2 separate regions of the Homo sapiens genome follow, and region 1 is linked to region 2. A link is a loop called in an ENCODE intact Hi-C map of the cell type or tissue named here. Cell type or tissue: endothelial cell of umbilical vein. All regions are shown on one strand. Each heading gives the region's core, and the rest is flanking DNA. Links, peaks and the distances in the headings are about the cores only. Region 1 overlaps LOC105378029 (a long non-coding RNA gene). Region 2 has its middle 640 kb from the start of MIR4465.

Region 1 (11,348 bases), core at 1,107-9,106, 130 kb after region 2:
AATAGCATGAGGCCAGAAAGGGGAAAGGGAGTAGTTGACACTTTGCATACCACCAGTAACATGGAATAGGAGGGATGCTACAATTATAGGATGCTACTAAATATGAAAATTTATTCATTAATTCAGCATTTGTACACTGAGCATCTACTATGTGTCAGCTATCAAGTATGTAATGATGAGCGAAGAAAAAAAAACAAAAAACAATAATCAACCCAAAAAGTAATACTGTCATGTAGATTATAGCATTAAGATTATCCAAAACTTAAACATTCTACAAATAGATGTGAAATTAATTACAAGTGTTAAAGTGTTATTACTGCTACAAAAGAAAGGTAATGTTTTGCAAGATCATAGAATAGTCAACTTAACCTTGTAGAAAGATCAAGGAAGTCTTCCCAAGGAATTAAATGATACTTTCATTATCTTTGCTTTACCTGTGAAGAGCTGAAGTACAGTTAAATAACTTGCTAAAGTTTTCACAACTGCTAAGTGATAAAGACAGGACTGGGATCCATGCACTGGTGCCAGAGCCTACAATATTAACCCCTCTAATATACTGTCCGCCACTGAATTCCTTACTATAATGTCAAGAGTTTATTAGGCAAGCTTCATCAGGTTGACTAAGCAATGGTCATCAAGGGAACAGTAAAGAGAGGTTAGGAGAGAGGAATAATTAGAATTATAATAACTCAAATATGCAGCAACCTCACGAATTAGGAAAGGAAAAGAAAAAGAAAAATAAATAAATGTATAACTAGCCTTGAATCTAGTTTATGGAAATAAGTAGTTTTCATCTAACAGTCTGCATAGGAAACTACATAAGCTCAATTCACAGAATGAAGATAAATGATTATTAAAAATAATCCTCATCTATGACAGAATACTTTGTGCCCACTCCCAATCATATCATTTAAAGCTAAATTACCAAAAGCATGTCATTTGTCTTTGAATTTCAGGTTTATTAACTGTATAATGGCAATTGAATTACCTTTCCTGGAATTAAAGGTAAACAGTCTTTTCCCCACATTATTCTGAAATTGATTTTGCTTTGAAGATAACATGTACACTTACATTGTGTTTCTGTTTCATGAAAATCTATTGTTAATGCTAAATATTTTAAAATAATGTTTTCATTCATTAATTCAATGAATACTTAGAAAATTCTATTGAAGATACTGGACAAAATTAAGAGAGGCATAATTTTGGAGCTTACATTCTATAGGAGGAGAAAGAAAATTAACAAGTAGACCAAGCCATGTATAAATACAATTTATGTTTATAATTGAATATGGAACATGCAGAAGCCATTCTCAAATGGATAACTCTAGTCTGGGTGGAAATCAAACATTTCTTGCCCAATGTACCAATGAGACTGTACCATAATAATGTGTAAATATTCCTAATATAAATAATAGTATAAGTAATATTTGCTTCAGTGCTTCAATTTCTTAATCAAATACACTAAAGAATAATTGTGGATCTTTAATTTCTACATTTTACATTTACTTTGCTGAATAATTATTATATTTATAATATTACCAATATTTAATAACCTACTCTACTGTAGTAGGGCTTCTACGGTAGGAAAGCTAAGATTGTAAATCCTATTATAAAGTTTTGTTTTTCCCTTAAGCAAAACAACTCCTATTTTTTTTGTGTAAACTCATTTTTCTACAATAATTGGATGTTTTAAAGAGACATAGTTATTCTTCTGGTATTTTCTATTTTATTTTTTCACTGCAAATTCATCACCTCATTCTGTTGACTGGATCAAATTTATTATTAATGTATCACCTGGGCTGTCAGTAATTTTTAACATGTCAATATTTTCCAGTATTTCTAGTAAGTATGCTTTACCAGAAACATACATATTTTATAGTTTTTCTTTGCTTCTTAAATTTTCCTTTATTTATTTTCAGAAGTCTTTGTCTTTCTTTTCACTGAGAAAGTCAACCATGGTTTATGGGTCAGCTTAATTTTTTACTTAAAGGAGGTCTTTCCTAATTACCTAATTTAAATTGATATCCACTCAGATTGTTCTGTTTTATTGTATCCTAATGTTTTCCTTCATCTGTCACATTTCAAAAGTATTGCTTATGTAAGTCCTCAAAAGTATTGCTTATGTAAGTGTTTTAGCATACACTTTTCCTACCACTTGGAGTCTCATGGTCCCAGTGACTACGTGGGTTTTGTTCACTGATACATGCCCAGTTTTTAGCACAGTGCCTTGTACAGAGTATGAAATATTTTTCCTGTAAAGAAATGAGTGTTGGATGTTACAGTCTGTGATAATAAGGAAAATCCTGCCCTTCATTTGTTACTTTCTCTTGCATAAGAAATACTTCACTATTATTTACCTTAATTCTTATCTCAATTCTAATATGCATGCTGGTTTGTGCCATTGCTAAGCTCTTTTAATTGCAAAAGACAAGAATATTTGTTTTTAACAGAGTAATTTGTTATGATTCCACATCCTCCAACAGTGTCATGGTACAAACATAAAATATAATAGAGAACAATGACCAACTTTTATCTCCTTATTCTAGTTTTTATCTCCTTGTGAATTAATTTTAGAACTCAAAACTTAGATAAAAGTATCTATGGAGATTTCTTCCTTTTCATTTTACTTTACCTAATTTTATTGGCTTGAAAGACCTCATTGTGCTTAATTAATATCAGTGATCAAATCTATTATGTTCACTTTCACTATGTAGGTCTTTAAGGGGTACCAACCACTCAAATAGTCAAAAAGTCCATGTATAACTTTTGACTAACCCAAAGAGTTAACTACTAATAGCCTATTATTGACTGGAAGCCTTACCAATAACATAAACAGTCAATTAACACATATTTTCTATGTGATATGTATTAGATACAGTATTCTTACAATAAAATAAACTAGAGAAAGGAACATATTATTAAGAAAATCATATGAAAGAGAAAATATGTTTACTATTAAGTGGAAGTGGATCATTACAAAAGTCTTCATCTTTGTCATCATTTTGAGTTGGCTGAGGAGGAGAGGAAGAGGAAGGATTGGTTTTGCTGTCCCAGGGGTGGCAGAGGGGGAAGGAAATCTGCATATGAATGCATTCATGCCATTCAAACCTATGTTGTTCAAGAGACCACTGTAAATTAAAAAGGCATCAGATTTTTTCCCCTTGTTTCAATCTTTTCTCCTATGCCTACAAATAAGATGTGATAAATGTTAGACTAAGTGATCTAAATAACATGAGCACTGGCCAAGGATATTACTTATAACATGTGATGAACTTACACACATTTTAAAAATTATTTTGTTTTACTCTGTCTGAGATTTGATTGCCACTTCACCCCACCCCCTCACCTTAAAATGCTTGTACCAAGGGAACTGGAGTCAGGGAACTGAAAAGAGTAAAGTATAGAAGGAAGAAAAGTCACTCTAAGAGTTGTTGTTGTTGTTGTTGTTTGCTTATTTGTTTGCTTAGAGACAGGGTGTTGCTCTGTCACCCAGGCTAGAGTATAGCTGTGGGATCATGACTCACTGCAGTCTTGAATTCCTGGGTGTAATTGATCCTCCCACCTCAGCCTCTTGATTAACTGGGACTACATGCACACATCACCATGCCCAGCAAATTTTTTAAAAATACATTTTTTTGGTAGAGATGAGGTCTTGTTATGTTGCCCAGGCTGGTCTCAAACTGCTGGCTTCAAGCAAACCTCCTTTGTCAGTTTCCCAAAGTACTGGGATTACAGGCATGAGTCACCCTGACTGGCCCTACCTAAGAGTATTTTTTAACACTGATTTCTGCTTTGAGCCACTGGGTCTTGATCCTTCTAAAGACAGTGTAGAATCTACTTGAGAATAGAATGGAATGGAATTCAATGGAATGGAATTCAGTGGAATTCAATGGAATTCAATGGAACAGAATGAATCACATAAATGCAACTGAGAATTTTCTGTCTGAAAAATGGAAGGTGGGGATTTTATAGCCATCAGATCCCATCCCTTGTTCTTTAAAGGTGTGTAAGAGTGTGCATGTGAGCAAGCTTGGCAGGCATCCAGGGAACAAAAGCACAGGAGCCCTAAGAAAGAAAGAAAAACTTAGGCTTTGTGAATCTGTCCCTGTGTGCAGCTGGAGGCCACAGGAACATTCAGGACACAAAGATGAGCTAAGAAGTTGTCATGTGTGGTATAAGATGTCTGGCCAACATTGTGATAGGAAAAGTAATAGATCTAATTATGGTTCATTATTAAGATTCAAGAAAAACGATAAAAAGGGACAAGAAAGAAAAAAAGCACTGATGATACCACTGCTCAGATAAAAATCATTTATAACTGGGACATTTTTTAGAATACCAGACCAGAATTCTTTCAAATTTCAAAGCAATGAGTAACAATAAATAAGTAAGCAACTGTCAAAGACCAAAGGAGGTTGAGGAGAAATGACTAAATATAATGTAATATCCTGTATTAGATCTTGGTCCAGAGAAAGAATTTTTAAAAACTGGTAAAATGTAAATAAAGCCTTTTGTTTAGTTAATAGAAATGTACTAATTGATACAGGGCTGGCAAGCCCTAAAGTGGAGCTTAGCCCAGGAGGGGGTTCTTGGCCTTGCCCAGGAAAGAATTCAAGGGTAAGCCACAGGTAGAAGTAAACAACTTTACTGAAGAGGCAGTGGTACAGCTCTATGATTGCTACTGCAGAGCAGGGCTACCCCATAGGCAGAGAGTAGGAGCTCAGGGCTGTTTTGCAGTCACATTTATACCTACTTTTAATAACATCCAGATTAAAGGGTGGTTTATGCAGAAATTTCTAGGGAAGGGGTAGTAACTCTTGGATCATTTGTCATTGCCAAGGAAAGAGGTGGTAATTCCCAGGTATTGCCATGTAACTGACATGGCACACTGGTGGACATGTCTGATGGAAAGCTTCTTCCACTGCAGCCCTGTTTTAGCTAGTTCTCAATTTGGTCTGGTGTCCAAGCCCTGGCTGTCAGGCCTCTGAGCCCAAGCTAAGCCATTATATCCCCTGTGACCTGCACATACACATCCAGATGGCCGGTTCCTGCCTTAACTGATGACATTCCACCACAAAAGAAGTGAAAATGGCCTGTTCCTGCTTTAACTGATGACATTGTCTTGTGAAATTCCTTCTCCTGGCTCATCCTGGCTCAAAGGCTACCCCACTGAGTACCTTGTGACCCCCACTCCTGCCCACCAGAGAACAACCCGCCTTTTTCCTTTACCTACCCAAATCCTGTAAAACGGCCCCACCCCTATCTCCCTTGGCTGACTATCTTTTCGGACTCAGCCTGCCTGCACCCAGGTGATTAAAAGCTTTATTGCTCACACAAAGCCTGTTTGGTGGTCTCTTCACACGGATGCACATGAAATTTGGTGCCGTGACTCAGATCGGGGGACCTCCCTTGGGAGATCAATCCCCTGTCCTCCTGCTCTTTGCTCCGTGAGAAAGGTCCACCTACAACCTCAGGTCCTCAGACCGACCAGCCCAAGAAACATCTCACCAATTTCAAATCCGGTAAGTGGCCTCATTTTACTCTCTTCTCCAACCTTCGTCACTATCCCTCAACCTCTTTCTCCTTTCAATCTTGGTGCCACACTTCAATCTCCCAATTCTCTTAATTTCAATTCCTTTCATTTTCTGGTAGAGACAAAGGAGACACGTTTTACCTGTGGACCCAAAACTCCAGCGCCGGTCATGGACTAGGGAAGGCAGCCTTCCCTTGGTGTTTAATCATTGCAGGGATGCCTGATTATTTACCCAGGTTTCAGAGGTGTCAGACCACACGGGGATGCCTGCCTTTGTCCTTCACCCTTAGCAGCAAGTTCCACTTTTCTAGGGGAGGTGCAAGTACCCCAATCCCTTCTCTCCATGTCTCCACCCCTTCTCTGCTTTTCTGGGTGAGGGGCAAGAACCCCTCAAACCCCTTCTCCTTCACCCTTAGTGGCAAGTCCTGCTTTTCCAGGAGAAAAGAACACCCAATCCCTTATTTCCGCACCCTGACCTCTTATCTCTGTGCCTCATCCCTTATTTCCATGCCCCGACCTCTTATCTCTGTGCCCCAATCCCTTATTTCTGTGCCCTGACCTCTTATCTCTGTGCCCCAATCCCTTATTTCCATGCCCCGACCCCTTTCTCAATTTTCTGGAAGGTAAGAACCCCTGAACCCCTTCCATGTCTCTACTCTCTCTTTTCTCTAGGCTTGCCTCTTTCACTATGGACAACCTTCCACCCTCCATTCCTCCGTCTCCCTTAGCCTGTGCTCTCAAGAACTTAAAACCTCTTCAACTCACACCGAACCTAAAACGTAAATGCCTTATTTTCTCCTACAATGCCGCTTGACCCCAGTACAAGCTCGACAGTGGTTCCAAATAGCCAGAAAAAGGCACTTTCAATTTTTCCATCCCGCAAGATCTAAATAATTCTTGTCTTGGACTAAAATAGGCAAATGGTCTGAGGTGCCTGATGTCCAGGCACTCTTCTACACATCAGTCTCTCCCTAGTCTCTGTGCCCAATGCAACTCATCCCGAATCTTCCTTCTTTCCCTCCTGCCTGTCCCCTCCGTCTCAACCCCAAGCATCACTGAGTCTTTCTAATCTTCCTTTTCTACAGACCCATCTGACCTCTCCCCTCCTCCCCAGGCCGAGCTAGGTCCCAATTCTTCCTCAGCCTCCACTCCTCCACCCTATAATCCTTTATCACCTCCCCTCCTCACACCTGGTCCAGTTTACAGTTAAGTTCCATGAGTAGCCCTCCACCACCTGCCCAGCAATTTACTCTTAAAAAGGTGGCTGGAGCTAAAGGCATAGTCAAGGCTAATGCTCCTTTTTCTTTATCCCAAATCAGATAGCGTTTAGGCTCTTTTTCATCAAATATAAAAATCCAGCCCGGTTCATGGCTCGTTTCGCAGCAACCCTGAGACGCTTTACAGCCCTAGACCCTAAAATATCAAAAGGCCATCTTATTCTCAATATACATTTTATTACCCAATCTGCTCCCGACATTAAGTAAAAATCCAAAAATTAAATTCCGGCCCTCAAACCCCACAACAGGACTTAATTAACCTCGCCTTCAAGGTGTACAATAATAGAGGCAGCCAAGTAGCAATATATTTCTGAGTTTCAATTCCTTTCCTCCACTGTGAGACAAACCCCAGCCACATCTCCAGCACACAAGAACTTCCAAACGCCTAAACCACAGTGGCCAGGCGTTCCTCCAGAACCACCTTCCCCAGGAGCTTGCTACAAGTGCCAGAAATCTGGCCACCAGGCCAAGGAATGCCTGCAGCCCGGGATTCCTCCTAAGCCGTGTCCCATCTGTGCAGGACCCCACTGGAAATCAGACTGTTCAACTCACCTGGCAGCCACTGGAACTCTGGCCCAAGGCTCTCTGACTCCTTCCCAGATCTTCTCGGCTTAGCGGCTGAAGACTGACGCTGCCCGATTGCCTCGGAAGCCCATAGACTATCACGGACGCCAAGCTTTAGGTAACTCTCACAGTGGAGGGTAAGTCCATCCCCTTCTTAATCAATACTGAGGCTTCCCACTCCATATTACCTTCTTTTCAAGGGCCTGTTTCCCTTGCCTCCATAACTGTTGTGGGTATTGACAGCCAGGCTTCTAAACCTCTTAAAACTCCCCAACTCTGGTGCCAACTTAGGCAATACTCTTTTAAGCCCTCCTTTTAGTTATCCCCACCTGCCCAGTATGATTATTAGGCTGAGACACTTTAACTAAATTATCTGCTTCCCTGGCTATTCCTGGATTACAGCTGCATCTCATTACAGCCCTTCTTCCCAATCCAAAGCCTCCTTTGCATCCTCCTCTTGTATTCCCCCACCTTAACCCACAAGAATAAGATACCTCTACTCCCTCCTTGGTGACCGATCATGCACCCCTTACCATCTCATTAAAACCTAATCATCCTTACCCCACTCAATGCCAATATCCCATCCCACTACATGCTTTGAAAGGATTAAAACCTGTTATCACTCACCTGCTAGAGCATGGCCTTTTAAAGCCTATAAACTCTCCTTACAATTCCCCCATTTTACCTGTCCTAAAACCAGACAAGCCTTACAAGTTAGTTCAGGATCTATGCCTTATCAACTAAATTGTTTTGTCTATCCACCCCATGGTGCCAAACCCATATACTCTCCTATCCTCAATACCTCCCTCCACAATCCATTATTCTGTTCTGGATCTCAAACATGCTTTCTTTACTATTCCTTTGCACCCGTCATCCCAGCCTCTCTTCACTTTCACTTGGACTGACCCTGACACCCATCAAGCTCAGCAAATTACCTAGGCTGTACTGCCACAAATCTTCATAGAAAACCCCCATTACTTCAGTCAAGCCCAAATTTCTTCCTCATCTGTTACCTATCTCAGCATAATTCTCATAAAAACACACGTGCTCACCCTGCCGATCGTGTTCAACTAATCTCTCAAACCCCAACCCCTTCTACAAAACAACAGCTCCTTTCCTTCCTCGGCATGGTTAGATACTTTCGCCTTTGGATACCTAGTTTTGCCATCCTAAAAAAACCATTATATAAGCTCACAAAAGGAAACCTATTTGACCCCATAGATCCTAAATCCTTTCCCCACTCCTCTTTCCGTTCCTTGAAGACAACTTTAGAGACTGCCCCCACTCTAGCTCTCCCTGACTCATCCCAACCCTTTTCATTACACACAGCCGAAGTGCAGGACTGTGCAGTCGGAATTCTTACACAAGGACCAGGATCGCGTCCTGTAGCCTTTTTGTCCAAACAACTTGACCTTACTGTTTTAAGCTGGCCATTATGTCTCCGTGCAGTGGCTGCTGCTGCCCTAATACTTTTAGAGGCCCTTAAAATCACATACTATGCTCAACTCACTCTCTACAGCTCTCATAACTTCCAAAATCTATTTTCTTCCTCACACCTGACACATATACTTTCTGCTCCCTGGCTCCTTCAGCTGCACTCATGCTTTGTTGAGTCTCCTGCAATTACCATTTTTCCTGGCCCAGACTTCAATCCGGCCTCCCACATTATTCCTGATACCACACCTGACCCTCATGACTGCATCTCTCTGATCCACCTGATGTTCACCCCATTTCCCCACATTTCCTTCTTCCCTGTTTCTCACCCTGATCACACTTTGTTTATTGATGACGGTTCCACCAGGCCTAATTACCACACACCAGCAAAGGCAGGCTATGCTGTAGTACAAGCCACTAGCCCGCCTCTTAAAACCTCTCATTTCCTTTCCATCATAGAAATCTATCCTCAAGGAAATAACTTCTCAGTGTTCCATCTGCTATTCTACTACTCCTCAAGGATTATTCAGGCCGCCTCCCTTCCCTACACATCAAGCTCAAGGATTTGCCCCCGCCCAGGACTGGCAAATTAGCTTTACTCAACATGCCCCGAGTCACAAAAACTCAAATACCTCTTAGTCTAAGTAGACACTTTCACTAGATGGGTAGAGGCCTTTCCCACAGGGTCTGAGAAGGCCACCACAGTCATTTCTTCCATTCTGTCAGACATAATTCCTCAGTTTGGCCTTCCCACCTCTATACGGTCTGATAATGGACCAGCCTTTACTAGTCAAATCACCGAAGCAGTTTCTCAGGCTGTAGGTATTCAATGGAACCTTCATATCCCTTACCATCCTCAATCTTCAGGAAAGGTAGAAGGGACTAATGGTCTTTTAAAGACACATCTCACCAAGCTCAGCCTCCAACTTAAAAAGGATTGGATAGTACTTTTACCTCTTGCGCTTCTCAGAATTAGAGCCTGTCCTCGAGATGCTACAGGGTACAGTCCATTTGAACTTTTATATGGACACACTTTCTTGCTTGGCCCCAACCTCATCCCAGACTCCAGCCCTCTAGGCGACTATCTTACAGTCTTCCAACAGGCTAGACAGGAAATTCGCCAGGCTGCTAATCTTCTATTGCCTACTCCAGATCCCCAGCCATATGAAGACACCCTAGCTGGACGATCAGTTCTTGTTAAGAATTGACCCCTCAAACTCTACAACCTCAATGGACCGGACCCTACTTAGTCATCTATAGTACCCCAACTGCTGTCTGCCTGCAGGATCCTCCCCACTGGATTCACCATTCCAGAATAAAGCTCTGTCCATCAGACAGCCAGCCTAATCCCTCCTCTTCCTCCTGGAAGTCGCAAGTACTCTCCCCTACTTCCCTTAAACTCACTCATATTTCTGAAGAACAGTAATAACCCTTATGAGCCTAATACATCCCTTCATTCTGTTAGGTCTATTCGTCCTTACCCTACTTTTTGCAACGGGGCTTTATGACGTCACCCCCACCACTTAGGCTGAGCCCCAAAAAACTTGTCATCCCTACTATTTTCTGTCTAGTCATACTCCTATTCTCCATTCTTAACTACTTATAAATGCCCTACTCTTGTTTACACTGCCGGTTTACACTGTTTCTTCAAGCCATCACAGCTGATATCTCTTGGTGCTATCCCCAAACCACTACTCTTAATTCCCTCTTAGAGTGGGTAGATGATCTTTGCAGGCAGGGCACCCTCCAATACTTCCACCCTGATGAAGTTCTATTCTTCACTTTTATACTCACTCTTATTCTCATTCCCATTCTTATGCCACCCTTTACCTCTCCCCAGCTATCTCCACCACACTATCAACCTTACCCATTCTCTCCTAGACGCTTCTAATCCCTCCTTAGCGAACAACTGCTGGCTTTGCATTTCCCTTTCTTCCAGTGCCTACACAGCTGTCCCTACTTTACAGACAGACTCGGCAACATCTCCTGTCTCCTTACACCTCTGAACTTCCTTTAACAGCCCTCACCTTTACCCTCCTGAAGAACTCATTTACTTTCTAGACAGGTCCAGCAAGACCTCCCCAGACATCTCACATCAGCAAGCTGCCACCCTCCTCCACACTTATTTAAAAAACCTTTATATTAACTCTACTCCCCCCATATTTGGACCTCTCACAACACAAACTACTATTCCTGTGACCGGTCCTTTATCTATCTCTCGGCAAAGACCCACTGGAATTCCCCTAGGTAATATTTCACCTTCTCGATGTTCCTTTACTCTTCATCTCCAAAGCCCAACTACACACATCACTGAAACAATGGGAGCCTTCCAGCTCCATATTACGGACAAGCCCTCTATCGATACTGACAAACGCAAAAACATTAGCAGTAATTATTGTTCAGGAAGACACTTACCCTGTATTTCACTCCATCCTTGGCTACCTTCCCCTTGCGAGTCAGACTCTCCTCCCAGGCCCTCTTCTTGTTTACTTATACCCAGCCCCGAAATAACAGTGAAAGGTTGCTCATAGATACTCAAT
Region 2 (11,348 bases), core at 1,842-9,841:
CTGGCACTTTTTCTTATCAACACTTAGATTCAGGCAAAACATCAACGAGTCCCTGGAGTAGGTCCCTAAAATCTAAGTGTTAGCCATATCTTTCAGTCTTTTCTTTCCTTCCCCAGGGAGAAGCTGGAATCTGGAGTCTTCTCTAAACTGTGCTACTCTCAGATAGGGGAAGGGACTATGGTGAATGATTACGTGTTAGCTCAAGTTGTCATCTTTATTCTCAGCAGCTTCCTACTTGACACACTTTCCTTTCAGCACTTAGAATCAGGCAACATAGAAGCCAGCTCCTCAGCCAGCACCCCACTCAGACAAAAGTCAGAACGTTGAAAGTATGGTCTAGTATTCTCTTTTCCTCCCCAGGGAAAAGACAAGAGCTCAGAGATCTCTCTCTCTCAATCATATCACGCTGTGCCTTGAGGAAGAATTATGATTAGTGCCAGGAATTTCTCTAGCAGTGTCAATGGGGCTGGTTTCACCTTCATTTGGTGGGCACTCTCAACTGGCTTTGAAATTCTCAAAGAAAGCATTAGTTCATGTGCTACTGTTGAGTTGGTGTTTACTTGGGAAGAAGGAGGGCTTGTGGTTTTTTTTATTCTACCACGTTTTAAATTCATTTTAAGTGGCTAATTTTATCATTCATTTTTCAAACTAACATTTAGAGAGTATTCCACCCACTGTTTATTAAATCAAACTAGTGAAGTTTTTAGAAATGAGTCATGACTGGAAATCATTGCATTCTGCCCTATAGTTAATGGCATCCTCTAAAGTCTATCAATACTTCAAATAATTACATATGAACTGTAAAACACACTTCTAGATAATTCTCTTAAGGTTGAAAAATGCTAAAATGAGTAGTCTACCTAAAACATGCTGGTTATATTACATGATAATTTTTATATAGGTCTTTATTCGGCTCTTTATTGGTAATTCATATGAAAGGAAATTAAATATTAAGAGAAATATTATTTTTTCTGAAAATAAATTCAGGGAAAGAAATAAGGCAATAAATTCTCTAATTGTTTTTGTAGCTAGAGTCCTAAATAATACAAAAACTGGAGTAATACAATTTTTAGTGCTATGAAAATGCATAGTTTAAGAAACAATTTTTCTATTAAAATGTTTCCAACAGCTTTTAAAATGTTTTCATTAAAAGTTAGTATTATTTTAGGCCAATCGTAAAACCATTATGCCCTATATTTATAATCATGTATAATATAAAGTAGAAAGTAAAACTTGATCATTTAGGAGATCTAGCTTGGTCCTGGAATTTAAATCAGCCAAGTAAAGTCTTCTAAACATGTGTATGAGTTGTAGAAAATGACCATAAGAAACTTACATGGCAAGATACTAGAAGGGTTAGGGGAAATTACAGCAATACTAAAGGAATAATATTTTAGCCAAAATAAAGGAGCAAAGTCAAAAAGTGGCTTAAAAAGTATAAATTATTCATGATGTAGGTGGAATATAAAAGATAAATAGATATAAATATAGGACACAAAATATGTAATAATAACAATTAAAATTAAACAAAAGAATGTAATGTTGGCATTTTAACTATGTTAACCTAAGACTATTCACCAATCAGAAAATAAATTTAAGTGTATTCTGATTTAATGATTCCATATGTTTATGATTTCTTAGTGGTTTCTTTTTAATATTCCCATCCAAGGGTCTGCCAGTGAACACCAAATTGTCCTTCTGGCTATCAATTGACAAGGCCCTCAGCCAATGAAACATCATTAGATTGCACTGTTATATCTATGGAATAATGTTACTGATCCTTAGGGCACAACATTGTTTTTTGCAGCTTGCAAACTCTGCTATTTTTTTCCCAAATGGAAGCTTTCATGGGGTCATGTATATGAGAAAAATTTTTTTTTACATGTTCTTGTTTTCAGCCCAAAGGGTTTGTTCTTTGTTTAGAAGCTTTCAAAGGTTTTTACTCCTCTAGGGAGATCCTCTTTCATATTTCTATATGAGTCTTTTAGAATTTTCAGGAATGGGCCTGGAGAGAAGAGAGATAGAAGGAAGGAGAAAAGAAAAAACTCATTTATTTAAATAAAATATTTCGAAAATGTGATTCTAAACATTCAGTTCACAATATATTCCACAAACTCACCTTTTTTTCTTTTTTTTTTCAGTTTTGGTAAGAAAATAAACTGACAAACCCAGCTTCTTAACTGCTTAGTGGTCTACTGAGGTTTGGATGAAACAGAGAGAGAATAACATGAAGAAGTACCAGCTGCATTCAAATATATTTGTTGTCAGGGTAGTTACAAAATTTATTTTCATGGAGCTTCTGAAATATAACTCTAGTATATAAGGGGTATACTAATGTAAAATGCCAAATTTAAAATGACATTTGCAGATAATAATTAAAAAGAAAATTGATGTGTATTTCTATTTTGGATTTATTTATTAAATTTTAATTAACTGAAATCAGAAATAACCAATAACATTAAATCATTTACAGCTCGGTAATACTGGATAAACACAGTTTAGATCTCTGTAATACTGGGTGGCCATGGACCACCCCACACCCAGCTGCCAACTCAACCCTCAAAATAGGAGAAAATTTCCAACTATTGCACTGTGGCAGAGCATAGTATCTTGTGGGAGAACAATATAAATTTTAAAATATTTTTAAAACTCTCATACTAAAACCAAACAAGGACAGAAAATGAAAAGAAATCTCATTTATAAACTCAATATAAATAAATCCTAGATGAAGGAAGCATAAGTCAGCTGCATATCAAAGAATAATGTGTGATATACAAATGCAGTGCCTTCCTATTCATTGCTAGTGCTATTGCACATTACTTTTTAGTGGCCAAAAGTAACAGAGAGAGTAGTTCAGTTGTAGTCCCTGCCTGGTGGAATCACAACATTCTCAATTCACATGACAAGCCATCCAGGGAATGAAATCCCCTATCTCCCAATATATGTGCTAGTCTTGGCAATAAAACACACAGGTAGAGAACAAAACAAATGGGGATCTAGTAAAAGTGTTTTGTCTATTTAAAGTTTCTTTACAGAGTTACTAAGAAAAATGACAGGTCAAAAGAACCACATATGCTTGTTTGAATTGACAGTTATTCAAAACCACAACTTCCATATTCTTTTTTTTCCTCTTTTGAAGTCAACTCAATTTCAAACCAGTACCTACTACAGGTAAACCAGTACCTACTACAGGTAAACCAGTACCTACTACAGGTAAACCAGTATAACACCCAGCATATTTCCCAAATGCTGTCCACCATCATGCCCATGTCATTACAATAGAGTCTCCTTTGGCATTTCAACTCAGGCTATTTACTATGAGCTTCTTTTCTTTTAACCTCTATTCATTAAGCACATCTTACTCTTGCTGAAACAGTAATTATTACCATTCACATGAAGAACAAGACAATGTCATCAAATCTGGCATTACTATTTAGTTTGTACTTTCAGAAATAATCAATGCTTTAAAGATAACATAAGAAGAATAAAATTTGGAAAAGAAGAGATGAACATTCATGGTAGAAATCTTGAAAAACAAAAGTGAATCAAGTGAATGGGAAATAGAAATAAGTCAAGAGTTCATCAGGTTACCACGTACAAGATCAATAAACTAAAGTTAATTGATTTTTGTATAATATTTACTGGGAGTAGAGTTACCATAAAATGCAAAATGCTCCATTACATTTGAATTTAGCATAACCAATGAATAAATTACTGCTATAAATGTAACCTACATATTGCATGGGACATAATTATATAAAAAATTATCCTTTGTTGCTAAATATGTCAATCTTAATTGTGAAAAATATCATATATACTTATGAATATATGAACATATTTTGAAATATACATGTTTGTATAAAAATAAATACCTGTGTCCGCGCCCCACACACAGCTTAAAAAATAGGACACTGACAAACATTTTAAATTTCATTCTTTGCTTTTATAAATATTATAACCTCATCTCTCCACCTTTAGATGACCAATATACCAAAATAATTATTTTCATGCTTTTTAATATCAGCTTACCAGACTCAAATGTATTTCTACATAATGTATTATTCACATTTACCTGTTTATAAAAATATTATAATAATGTTTTGTACTGGTTATATTATTGATTAATTTTTGGTGAAATCATTCATACATACTGAAGCATGCTCCTGTATTTCATTATTCCATGCAATCCAACATATACTTTGAACATACCAAAAGTTATTAATGTACTATGCTGCTTATAAGAATATGCAATTTATGATTTATTTGGAATATATTATTTTACTAAGTTTTATGCAAGACTGTATATATTATATATTCATAATATACAATATATAAAATCCAAGGTATACATATACATACAAATTTATATCTATATCTATAATTTTATATACAGTATCTTCCCCCCTTATCCATGGGGAATACCTGCCAAGACCGCCAGTGGATGCCTGAACTGTAGATAGTATTAAATCCTATATATACTCTTTTTCCTGTAGATACATATCTATGATAAAGTTTAATTTATACATTAGGCACAATAAAAGATGAACAATAATAAAAATAGAATAATTATATACATGAATAAATGTTATGGGAACGGGGTCTCTTTCTCTTTTTCAAAATATCTTGTCGTACTGCACACTTAGATGTGTAGTATAATAAGATATTTCCTTGTTATGATGTGAGATGACACAATGCCTATGTGATGTGATGAAGTGAGGTGAATGAGGTAGGCATTGTAGCATTAGGTTACCAGTCACCTTCTTACAATAGTCACAAAGAGATCATTTGCTTTGAGTGATCCTGCATCATCGAGCTGTGATGATGTTGATGATGCGGATGACTAATAGGCAAGTAATGTACGCAGCATGGATACACTAAATGAAAGAATGACTCATGTCTCGGGTGGGACAAAACACCCACGACATGAATCATCACATGGTACAGTGTTTCTTCAGGGTATTCAGAATGACACACAATTTAAAACTTACAAATTGTTTATTTATTGAATTTTCTATTTAAAAATTTCAAACTGCAGTTGACTGTGGTAAACTTAAACTGGAGAAAGTGAAACTGGGTAAGAATACGTTTTGCATCTGTGTATCCTGACAATTTCAAGGAACACACATTAAAATTAGCTTATTAAGGTATGCACATGTTTAACTTTATTGGATATTATCTTAGTATGTTCAGGCTGCTGTTAAAAGAAAAACAAAAGCTGGGTAGCTTACAAATAACATACATTTATTTTTTACAGTTCTGGATGCTGGGAAGCCTAAGATCATGGGAAAGGTAAATTTAAAGTCTGGTTAGAGTTCACTTTCAGGTTTATAGATGGTGCCTTCTAGCTGTGTCCTCACATGATGAAAGGGGTTAGTGGTCTCTTTGGGGCCTTTTCAAAAGGCACTATGGAACCACACACACAAACACACACACACACACACACACACACACACACCCTGGAATAGCCAAGGCACTTGTGAGAAAAAGAACAAAGAGTTATTACATTACTAGATTTCAGACTATGCTATAAAGCCATAGTAATTAAAACAACCAACATGGTATTGGAAAAAAAAATACACACTGACCAGTGGAACAGAATAAAGAGCCCAGAAATGAACCCACCCATGTAGGATCAGCTGACTTTCAACAAAGGTGCCAAAAATACGCTATTGAAAAAGGACAGTCTCTTTAATAAATTGTCTTGAAAAAATATGACTTCCATAGGCAGAAGAAAGAAATTAGACCTTTACCTCACACTATATAAAAAATCAACTCAAGATGAATTAAAGACTTAAACATAAAACCAAAAACTCTAAAAGTACTAGAAAAAAAACAGGGGAAAAACTACACGACATTGGTCTGAGCAATATTTTGTATTTGACTCCAAAAATGTTGGTAACAAAAGCAAAAATAGACAAATGGGATTACATCAAACTAAGCAGCTTCTGCACAGCAAAGGAAACAACTATGTTGACGTAATTGTTAATCTAAACACTAGGAAAATGCAAATTAAAATTACAGTGAGATATAATCATACTTCTATCAGAATGGCTTTTATCATAATGACAAAAGGTAAGAAGTGTTAGTGAGGATGTGAAGAAAAGGGAACCCGTCTACACTGTTGGTGGGAATGTAAATTAGTACAGTTATTATGGAAAGCACTATGGAGTTTTCACACACAAAAAAAATAGAATTATTACATGATCCAGCAAACCCACTTCTGGTTTACCTAAAATATTTGAAATCAATTTGTCAAAGAGATGCCTACACTCTCAGGTTTACTGCAGCACTGCTTGCAACAGCCAAGGAAAGTAATCAACCTAAGAGTCCATTAATAGATAAATGGATAAAGGCCAGTAGCGGTGGCTCACACCTGTAATCCCAACACTTTGGGGGGCCAAGGCGGGTGGATCATGAGTTCATGAGATTGAGACCATCCTGACCAACATGGTGAAACCCCGTCTCTACTAAAAATACAAAAATTAGCTGGGCGTGGTGGTGTGTGCCTGTAGTTCCAGCTACTCAGGAGGCTGAGGCAGGAGAATTGCTTGAACTCAGGAGGCAGAGGTTGCAGTGAGCTGAGATCGCACCACTGCACTCTAGCCTGGTGACAGTGAGACTCCATCTCAAAAACAAAATAGATAAATGAATAAAGAGCATTTGGTATAGATTCGCTATGGAATACTATTCAGCCTTAAAAAAGAAGGAAGTTCTATCATTTACAATAACATGGATAAAATTGGAGAACATTGTTCTAAGCAAAATCAGTCAGGCACATAAAGACCACTATTGCATGTTCTCACTTATATGTGGTATCCAAAACAATCAAACTCATAGAGGCAGAGAATGGAATGGTGGTTATAGATGTTGGGGTGTGGGGATAATGGGTTTATGACTGTCAAAGGATATGAAATTTTGGTGAAGCAGGAGGAATATGTTTTCCATTTTTAGAGTTCTAGTGCACAGCACAATAAACATAGTCAATAACATCGCACATTTCAAAATTGTTAAGGGAGTAAATTTTAAATGTTCTACTCACAAAAAACTTAAGTATTTGAGGTGATAGATATGTTAACTAGCTTGATTTCATTATCCCACATTGTATCCATAAATTACAACATCACATTGTACCCCATAAATTTATACAATTATAAGTTGTCAATTTACAATAATAAAAATAAATATAAGGCATTAATATCATTCATGAGGGTTCTACCTCCATGGACCAATCACTGACCAAAATCCCAATTTTCTTTTGAAAAGACATAAAAATTGAGCCTGTAGCCCCAGAGCAAACTCTCACTCCTTCCACCACAAGAGGACACAGACACATCTAGAAGGTGAAATTATAAAGGCACTAATGTCACTAATGAATGTTCTACACTCATGACCTAATCGCTTCCCAAAGTTCCCCCAATTTCCAAATATCATCACCCTTGGGGTAGAATTTAAACATACAAGTATTTAGTTTATTGGAAATAATTAACTTTATTTTTCAAAACTTTTTGCATCAATTTACACTACTAATACATTTGTGTTAGTGAATGTTGTGCCACATCCTCAATATCACATTTCTTCATGCAACAATATTTATTGAATGCCTTTTATATACCAGGCATTGTTTTAATTACTAGTTTTCTTTAAATAAGCTTTTTATTTTAGGATAGTCCTAAATTTACAGAAAAGTGACAAAAATAATACAGACAACTCTAGTTTTTCCTTCTCCCTTGTTCTCCTCAGAGACACATATTTTAAGATCTGCCAATGTGGTAAACATAAAATGGTATTTTATTTTATTTAGATTTTCCCTAAATACTACTATGCTAAGATATCTTTTGTAAGATACCTTACACAAAAGATACCTTAGTATAGTAGCATTTAGTATTCAGTATATATATACACACACAAAAAAGATATCTTAGTATAGTAGTATTTAATATTTATGCATTTTATGACTTGAGACTTAGTTCTATTGGTTTGTCTTTTTATTCTTCATTTATGAAATTATATAAAGAATATAAATCTTTTTCAGTTAACTTTTTGCAACACCTTTTCCTGGTTTATCATCTTTTTTTTTAATTCTGTGTTTAAAAAGTTTTAAATATTTGTCTCTCCATATTATTATCATGAACACATTTTCTAATGCTGAATAAACCTTGCTTATCTGAAATAAACTAACCGACCATGATGTACCACGTTGTATATTTATGGAAATATTCAGTTTGTTAATATTTGTTAAGTATTTTCATCTATATTTATGAGTGTCCTTGTCTGATGTAGGTGCCGAGGATGTTAGCAACATGTAAGTTGGAGAGTGTTTACTTTGCTGTACGTAAGATTAAAAGTACTTGCTTCTTGAAAATTTAATAGAATTTGAATTTAAAATGATCTAGGCTTTTTTTGTGTGGGGGGGGAGATTTTAAACCCAATACTACAATTCAGATATCCTACCTTTTTTCATGAGCATATTTTGGTTATTTACATTTTCTCAAATCTTTAATATTTTACCCATTTTATAATATATTGAAATGTAGTTATTTATATTATATTGCTATCTTTTTTATGATAATATATTTTAAACTTTAAAAAGTATTTCCAGTATTTATCTTCTGCTTTGTACTTTGTCAGTTGGTCATATAAATGATAGGTTGCTCAGTGTTATTATTCTTTCCAGACAATAACATTTTAATATCATTGATGTTTTTAATGATAATTGTGTTTCACTTATTTGTGCTCTTATTTCTATCCTTCCATATTATGTGAATTATCTCTTTGTTTCATTTTAGTATGCCAACTCTTTAAGTTAGATACCAGCTTATTCATGTTTAACCTTTCTTTTTAATGAAGGTATTCAACAGTATGTATCTATTTATCTGTAAATATTTCTGTAGCTGCATTAACATGCATTTTTGTGTATAGTATTTTTATCACTCCATTCTAAGTGTATTTTTATATTCAAACCCATTATGACTTGACTTACAAATTATTTAGATGTGTGTTTTATTAAAATGTAAATTGTATAAGCTCTTATAATTTTTTTTCTATTCATTATATTTAAAGTTGTCATGGCCAGTAAACGTGATATGTATTCTACCAAGTCCTCAAAATATGCCTGCTTTATGATTTAGAATGTGATCAATATTCTAGAGTGCACCATGATACCAAAAGAAATATGTAATGACATGTGTTTTTGTGTTTGAAAGAGAGAGAGAGGGATAGAGAAAAACTATGTCTGTCTATTGTGTATGTTGCTATTGGTCTGCTTGACATTTGACTAACCAAGAGAAATAACATAAACACTCACCATTATTATGAATTTCTCAACTTATCTTTCTACTTTGGGCTCTATTGAAGCTATTTATTAAAGGAATGTTGGTGAATATATGTGGATTTCTTTTATTCTATTTTCACATTTTATTTCTCCCACATTTCTCTCACTTGCCCTCTTCATGCTTCATGTTTCTTTCTTTCTATCGGATTCATTCAGATTTTTTTAATGGTTTCCTCTTTTATCTTTCTCCTCATTATGAGATCGATTTCTGTTAACTTAGTGATTACGTTTAAAATTACCTTATTTATATTTAAGATTCCTATAGACATTCTTCCCCTTTCCCCAGCCAAATACTTTAGAATTATTTGAATCAGAATGCCACATTTAGTGTGTTGTTCATTAAAATAACTCCACAGTACAAAAACTATTTTATTATTATAAAATCAGTTTTGGTTATACACACACATATATATACACATATATATGCATATATATACACGTATATGCATATATATACACGTATATGCATATATATACACATATATGCATATATATACACATATATATGCATATATACACATATATATGCATATATATACACATATATATGCATATATATACGCATATATATATGCATATATACATCTCTCTCCACAAATTTACCATTTAAAAAATAACCATTTAGTATCTCAGGTTCTTTTACTATGATCATTTTTCTTCTTTCTGATGTACATTTTAGAACTATCTTTAATGATGATAATATTTTTGTTGGAAAAATGTCTGTAATTTGTTCCACATGGTAAATGATATGTAGCTGAGATTACACCTCTTAGCTGACAGTATTTTTTTCTCAGTATTTTCTGTATCTTGTTCCATTATCCTCTACACTTGCTGTAGACATTCTACTGTCAGTTTTTATTTCTTTGTAGAAAACATTTTTTCTTACTCCTTTTAATTTCTAAACATTTTATTTTCCACAGATATTGAGAAAATAATTTTTTATTAAAAATAATAAAATAACATATCTTCTTTATCTGTAGTGTTTTCCACTTTAAGTCTCATAAGTCTAAATATGTATTTCTCACTCACCCTTCTTGGGTAATTTTTGTTTAACCAAAAGATAATGATTCCCAGTTGAAGGAAATTCAAAGTCTGGAAATGAAGAAGATATTAATACAATATTTATACTTCTATATTATATAATTGGTTTAATGCTATTTAGCATTATTTTTAATATTTAAACAGAATCAATTTTAAAATTTTATTTTTAAATTTTAGAATAAAATTTAAATATTATTTTGAATGTTGTGAAGGTGAATATAGCAACTTTGCTCTGTAGAACAGGGTAATAGAAGGAACCTCATATAGATAGATTCATTAGACAGGATTTTCAGCATCTCTCCCTTGGAAATTAGAAACTGGACATGAGATGCCTCAATATCATTGACAAGATTAATACATTTTTGTATAAATCTAATTGCAGCCATGGGAATAGATTAGAGTTCCTAAAAACTTCTGCAGAGTAAAAAGATAGGGCCTCTAGGAAAGAAGTGAGGATTCATAGGACTACAGAGTGAAAAGGGAGTTAAAAGATCTGGCAAGAAATAAACTAAGAGAACATTATATCCATCAAAGAAAAGAGAAGAGAGATTTTTTATCAAGGCAGGGAATATTCAAAGGGAGGATATAAAGCAAATAAAGACTGGGAGGCTCTTTTTGACCTACTTCTCAGGAAAAATTCTTTTGATTTGAGTAGAAAATTCTAGGTGGATAATAAAAACAAAAATGTGGGTTTTTTAGATAAACAGAAATGTTGTACATCATGTACAAATCTTCAAATCTGTTCATTACTTTACAAAGATATATCTTCCCAAGTGTGACCTGTGGGCCAGCAACATGTGTAAACTTAGAAATAGAAACTTTTTGGCCCCATTCTAGAACAAAAAAAACGCATGAGAAAATCTAGGGTAGGGTCCATCCATTTGTATTTTAACAAGTTATTTAGGTGATTCTGATGCCCAGTGAAGGTAGTGAGCCCCTGCTTTAATAAAAAGCAATAACGTTTGCCTATTTTCTC

Evidence for each region. A loop is a pair of places that touch in the nucleus more often than their neighbours do. Peaks named below come from ENCODE experiments on the same cell type or tissue, not always from the same donor. Only the 100,000 strongest peaks of a DNase experiment are listed, where the experiment ranks them.
Region 1: a loop joins it to region 2, with 8 times the contacts of the local background. A loop is called at or near these places in 1 of 110 quality-filtered maps.

What each region holds. Positions count from the first base shown.
Region 1 is chr6:141,447,851-141,459,198 of GRCh38, forward strand. It overlaps LOC105378029 (a long non-coding RNA gene), which reads left to right. Exons shown (of 3, transcript XR_943077.3): 3 at 1-3,156. Among named protein-coding and RNA genes, the nearest start is that of GJE1, 680 kb to the right of the region's middle. In endothelial cell of umbilical vein, for the core only: no CTCF peak of the experiment used is centred there; a DNase peak (open chromatin) is centred at 4,321; H3K27ac peaks cover 2,105 bases.
Region 2 is chr6:141,321,784-141,333,131 of GRCh38, forward strand. No RefSeq gene overlaps it. Among named protein-coding and RNA genes, the nearest start is that of MIR4465, 640 kb to the left of the region's middle. In endothelial cell of umbilical vein, for the core only: no CTCF peak of the experiment used is centred there; a DNase peak (open chromatin) is centred at 4,918; H3K27ac peaks cover 1,223 bases.